Linked DNA regions of Homo sapiens: region 1 is linked to region 2. Evidence: chromatin loops called from intact Hi-C (ENCODE). Cell type or tissue: mesothelial cell of epicardium. All regions are shown on one strand. Each heading gives the region's core, and the rest is flanking DNA. Links, peaks and the distances in the headings are about the cores only.

Region 1 (2,913 bases), core at 117-2,616, 380 kb after region 2:
ATAAGACAATGAAGTTTGTCACATCAATTGACTTCCATTCAAAAGACTTCTCTGTAGCATGTGTTGCTGTTTGATAGCAGTTTACCCACATAACATCTTTAAAAATTAGAGTCACTCTTCTCAAACCCTGCCACTGCTTTATCAACTAAGTTGATGTCAATTCTAAATCCTTTGTTGTCATTTCAACCGTGTGCACAGCATCTTCACCAGAAGTAGATTCCATCTCAAGAAAACACTTCCTTTGTTCATCCATAAGAAGCAACTTGTCATCCATTCATGTTTTCTCATGAGACTGCAGCAATTCAGTCCCATCTCCAGGCTCCACTTCCAATTCTCGTTCTCTTGCTGTTTCCACCACATCTGCAGTGACTTCCTCCCCTGAAGTCCGGGATCGCTCAGAGTCATCCATGAGGGCTGGAATCAACATCTTCCAAACTCCTGTTCATGTTGCTGTTTTGACCTCCTCCCATGAATCATGAATGTTCTTAAGGCATCTAGAATGGTGAATCCTTTCCAGCAGGTTTTTAAAAATTTTCTCCCAGATCCATCAGAGGAATCATTGTCTAAGGCAGCTGTAGCCTTATGAAATGTCTTAAATAATAAGACTTGAAAGTTAATTATGGAAGTTAACTTGAAAGTTAATAAGACTTGAATGTTGTGTTAATGGCTATTTTAATATTTTAATGGACTTAAAATAGTAAACCATGCAGTAAACAGATGTGCTGTCATGTAGGCTTTGTTGTTTCATTTATACAGCACAGGTAGAGTAGATTGAACATAATTCCTAAGGGCCTTAGAATTGTTGTAATTGGTGAATGAGCATTGGCTTTAATTTGAAGTCGCTAGCTGCATGAGCCCCTAACAAGAGAGTCACCCTGTCCTTTGAAGCTTTGGAGCCAGGCATTGGCTTCTTTCTAGCTATGAGAGTTCTGGATGGCATCTGCTTCTAATAGAAGGCTGTTTTGTGTGCATTGAAAATCCGTTGTTAGTGTGGCCCCCTTCATCAGTGATCTTAGCTGGATCTGCTGGAGAACTTGCTGCAGCGCCTTCATCAGCTCTTGCTGCTTCTCCTTGCATTTTTATGTTACAGTGATGGCTTCTTTTTTTAAACCGCATGAACCAACCCCCGCCAGCTTCAAGCTTTTCTTCTGCAGCTTCCTCGCTTCTCTCAACCTTCATAGAATTGAAGAGAGGATCTTGCTCTGGATTAGGCTTTGGATTAAGGAAATGTTGTGGCTGGTTTGATTTTCTATTCAGACCGTGCACACTTTCTGCATATCTGCAATAAGACTTTCGCTTTTTTATCATTCGTGTGTTCACTGGAGTACTTTCAGTTTCCTTCAAGAACTTCTCCTTTGCATTCACAGCTTGGCTGACTTTGGCACAAGTAGCATCTTTCTGCTTTGGATGTGCCTTCCTCACTAAGATTGATCATCTCTAGCCTTTGCCTTAAAGTGAGAGGTGTGTGACTCTTCCTTTCACTTCAACACTTAGGGGCCATTATAGGGTCATTAATTGGCCCAATTTCAGTATTGTTGTGTGCCAGGGGATAGGGAGGCCTGGGGGGAGAGAGAGAGGCAGGGGAATGGCTGGTCTGGCGAGCAGTGAGGATGTACATGCCATTTTTCCATTAAGTTTGCTGCCTTGTATGGACGCAGTTCTTGGCATCCCTAAAGAATTTCAACGGTAACATGAAAGATCCCTGATCACAGATCACCAGAACAAAAGGAACAATAACAAAAAAGCTTGAAATATTGCAGGAGTTACCAAAATGAGACACAGACACCAAGTGAGCACATGCTGCTGCGAAAATGCCACAGGTCAGCTTGCTCAACGCATGGTTGCCACCCACCTTCAATTTTTAACAAATGCAGTATGCGAAGCGCAGTAACATGAGGTATAGGCTGTATATGAAAGGCAGTTAGACCAACCGGACGCTAGGGGGAGCCAGTCCCCAACACCGGGCTTGTTTCTCACACCAGCGGCATGTCTGTCGGGTGAGTTGTTCCCAAAACCACCTCCGGTTCTATAACTCACTAGAAAAGCCCCCAGAACCCACTGAAAGCTGCTACGCTTTCCGTTACAGTTTATTATGGGGAACGGAGACAACTTTAAGTCAGCCAAGGGAGGAAACCCATGGGGGAGTCCGGGAGAGGTAACAGAGCTTCGACTGTCCTGTCCCCGTGGTGTCTGGGCTGTGCTACCTTCCGGGCACCCTGTGTGACTGCACGGGGAGTTCTGCCAACCAGGGACACTGCCCAGCCTTAGAATCCTGGGTCTCTTCTGGCATCCAGCACCTAGGGATAGCTGACTTCCCACATGGCCAGTCTTAGTCTCCAGCCTCAGAGGAAGTCGAACTGCAGGACTCAAAGGGCCCCTACCGCACATCACATTGCTGCCGCTGGACTTGGCTCAGGGACTCCCGCCCCCATGTCACAGTGTTCTCTTCAGTGCAGCCAACCTACCCTAAACCACATTATGGGACTGTCCAGTGTGACCCAAGGCCACCAGGCAAACAAAGACCCTCCTGTCAGGCATGGCATCCCAAGGGCTTTGAGGTCACTTCCCAGCAGCAGAGTGCAAGGGCAGGGGGGTGTTCTTGGGAACAGCTCAGTTGTGGACTATGCAGTTTGCATGCCCACACTGTGGTCTGAAGGTGTCCCACCCTCCACATTAGTACGTTGAAATCCTCACCTTCAAGATGATGGTGTTATGACATGGAGCATTTGGAGGTGATGAGTTCATGAATGGGATTACTGCCCTTATAAAAGGGACCCCAGAGAACTCCCTCATCTCTTACACCATGTGAGGACTCAGTGAGAAGGTGCTGTCTATGAACAAGGAATTGACCTCACCAGCCACTGGATATGCTGGTGGCTTGATCTTGGACTTCCGGCCTCCAGAGCTGTGAGC
Region 2 (2,913 bases), core at 173-2,672:
AACTTTCCTTTCACCAAAGCTTGTCTCTTGAGTTTTTGCCTTTCAAGCTACAAGTGGCCCAGACCTGAGTTCAGTTACACCTCTGCTAGCAACAGCCAGCACCACCAATGAACAAACACTGCCTGCAATAAGCCCCTGTGAACAGTAATTTATGTTTCAAAATATCTTACATGCACTTACTCTTTTTTGCCTTCAAAAGCTTCCTCTTGCCCCAACCCCTCAAATATGCTTATGGTCCACAAAAGCACATGCATCCCAGATTGCAATTCCTTGGCTATTAGCAAGTAAACTCTTTGTTTTGAGAACTGGTCTCTCTTGCTCATTTTGATACTGTAGGTAGTTAGGCAGACATGAGCAGGGCAGGAGAGGCCCTCCCCCAAACCAGGAATGTCAGACAATCACCAGGTGATAATCAGGCAGTTGCTAAACTGTTGCTTTAAAATAATTGATTGCAGCTGGTGCCAGGGAAAGCTGTGTCCTAATAGATAGATAACACCTGAAGCTGTTAATCAGCAGCTTCCAAATAAGATCTTAGGAGTTGGGTGAGTGGGGTCAAGCATGAGCACTAAGAGGCAAAATGGCAGAGTTTAACTGGTGTATGACCTTCCTCTAGGAACACTCAACTGGTAAGGGAAGAATGCCTCAGATGAGCATGCATACAACTCCAGTAAACACACTGTGCATGTGGCCCCTCCCAAGTGCTGGCAGGCCACTGAGCATGTAGACCGCCCACCCTAAGGGAAGAATCAGGGGAGAAGAGATGCAAGATCTCAGAAACATGCCAATGTATAAGACCCCAAGTCAAAGGTCAAATCGTGCACTTGAATCTCTCAAGTTGCCCTCATGGTCCTCTTTCGAGTGTACTTTACTTCCTTTCGTTCCTGCTCTAGAACTTTTTAATAATAAACTTTCATTCCTGCTCTAAAATTTGCCTTGGTGTGTCAAGAATTCAGGTTGGTGCAGACCCATACAGATTCACCACTGCTAACAATTTCAGGTTGACACAGAAAGGAGGAGCTTTTCCCAGATCGGCAACCTCTGGAACCATATGCAGTACCCACCTGAGTCCATTGCACTCTCAGCTTCCATGAGTAATCTTTATTCTGTGTGGTTTAGTTCTATCTTGTATTCAAACTCCCTTTTGGTTGAACTCTCTGACTTTATTCAGGATTTGTTTCTATTGACACTGCGTCCTTTCTTGTGTGTTCTGCACTGGAACAGCCTACATGCAAAAGGCCGGGGGAGCTGAGAGGCTGAAGAAAGAGGCTGAAAAATCTGAAATCTCAGAAAAAAAAATTTGATAGAGACTTATGTACAAAAGCCATGACTCAGGCAGCCTGCAGACAGTGGATCCCTGCTCTGTTACCCCCCAGACCCAGGCCTTCATAAGGAAGGAATATGTAGGGCAATTGAAGTCAACCCCGCAGGGAAAGACAAGAATTTTCCAAAAGGCAGGATTTATGATCATGTTTATGATAATGTGAAGAGATTGTTTTGACATATAGCAGGATGTGCGGTGAGTCCACACTCCTACACGTCCTAGAACTGGGGTTAATCAGAAGTGAGCATGGAAGACTAGCATCCAAGATGGAGGTGCTTTAGCCTGCACATGGTGAGTATTCTTTTGGTTTCATTTTTGGCTGCTTGCATGCAAATTAGACCTTTTCCTCTTGTTTTCATTGTTTCTAAACATCGTTTGAGAGCAAAATAACACAACATTGTTGTACACGGTTGAACACTTAAGAGCCACTGGGGTTCTCACCACCATTTTATAACAGATTCGAGTCTCCAAAGTCAAAGACTCCTTTGAAAGGACAAACTGGTCAGATACAGGCAATATTACCACTGGGGGCATACCAGTTTCAAGAAAATTTCTGTGTAACAAGGGCTCCGTGGTCACAGGTCAGACAACTTAGGGCAAAGGCCATCCACCAAGCAAAACAAGTATCCTGTGAAAGGCATACTTGTGAAAGCAGAACACTTTGTTCAAGAGTTAGTTTCCTCAAAGGACCAATAGGATTTTCTTTTTGCTTTTGAGAGATTAAGAAAGAGAATGGGATTCCCAAATTCTAAAGCATGCAGGGCAACCCTCCTTCAGGACCCCAGCCAGCTCCATGTCCAGACATTCAGGATCACCCTTGTGCACCCTTTTAAACCAATGGGCAAATTACACTAAGGATAATTTGGAGCTCCAATGGCCATTTGCAGATCAAACTTCTGAAGCTTACTTTTCTGAGAACTAAATTAGGAGACCATGGCTATAGGGTCAGTCTTAATGGGAGACATATTACAATTGGCATCTTGAGGCTTCAAATCACATTCAGGACTCAAAAATTACCTCTATACAAAACACTGTCTCAAAGCCAGTTGAGACAAGTAAACAATTAAAAGAGGCAAAAAAAAAAAAAAAAAAAAAAAAAAAAAAAAAAACCTTAGAGGACCAGACTCTCTCCTCCCTGGAACCTCCTCCCCGACTTCCTACAGCCCTTCCTATGAGCACTGATGACCCAGCTAAATCCCAAGTCTCCTATGTTCCTTTGACCAAGGCTTGGACTAAGGCTGAACTCGGAGCCATTGCCAAGGAATTCCTAAAAGTTACTGAAGACTGTAACTCATTTGCTGATGAATTCAACATGGTAATCCAGGCCTATCAGTCTGGCTTTCCCAGTCTATAACAGCTGCTTCATACACTTGTTGATGAAGGCCAAGCCCAACATTGGATGGCTAAAGCTAACTGGACCCCACCTGAACTAGACAAACGCCCCAATACTGGGAACAAGCTCACAATCTAAAGACCCACAGAGCTATTCTTAAGTTTTCCTTAAAGCCATAGACTGGAACAAGATTCAACTTGTACCCAAAACCAAATGAACAAGTTCAGAATTATTACAGTGTTACAGTTGACTCCGCATC

What was found. Peaks named below come from ENCODE experiments on the same cell type or tissue, not always from the same donor. Only the 100,000 strongest peaks of a DNase experiment are listed, where the experiment ranks them.
Region 1: a loop joins it to region 2, with 7 times the contacts of the local background. A loop is called at or near these places in 24 of 110 quality-filtered maps.

Annotation. Positions count from the first base shown.
Region 1 is chr1:228,499,173-228,502,085 of GRCh38, forward strand. No RefSeq gene overlaps it. Among named protein-coding and RNA genes, the nearest start is that of RNF187, 13 kb to the left of the region's middle. RefSeq lists enhancers at 1,732-1,831, 1,796-2,090 and a silencer at 1,932-2,021. In mesothelial cell of epicardium, for the core only: CTCF peaks have their summits at 1,920 (motif pointing right) and 2,120; DNase peaks (open chromatin) are centred at 1,609, 1,949 and 2,470.
Region 2 is chr1:228,123,760-228,126,672 of GRCh38, forward strand. No RefSeq gene overlaps it. Among named protein-coding and RNA genes, the nearest start is that of GUK1, 15 kb to the right of the region's middle. In mesothelial cell of epicardium, for the core only: no CTCF peak of the experiment used is centred there; no DNase peak of the experiment used is centred there.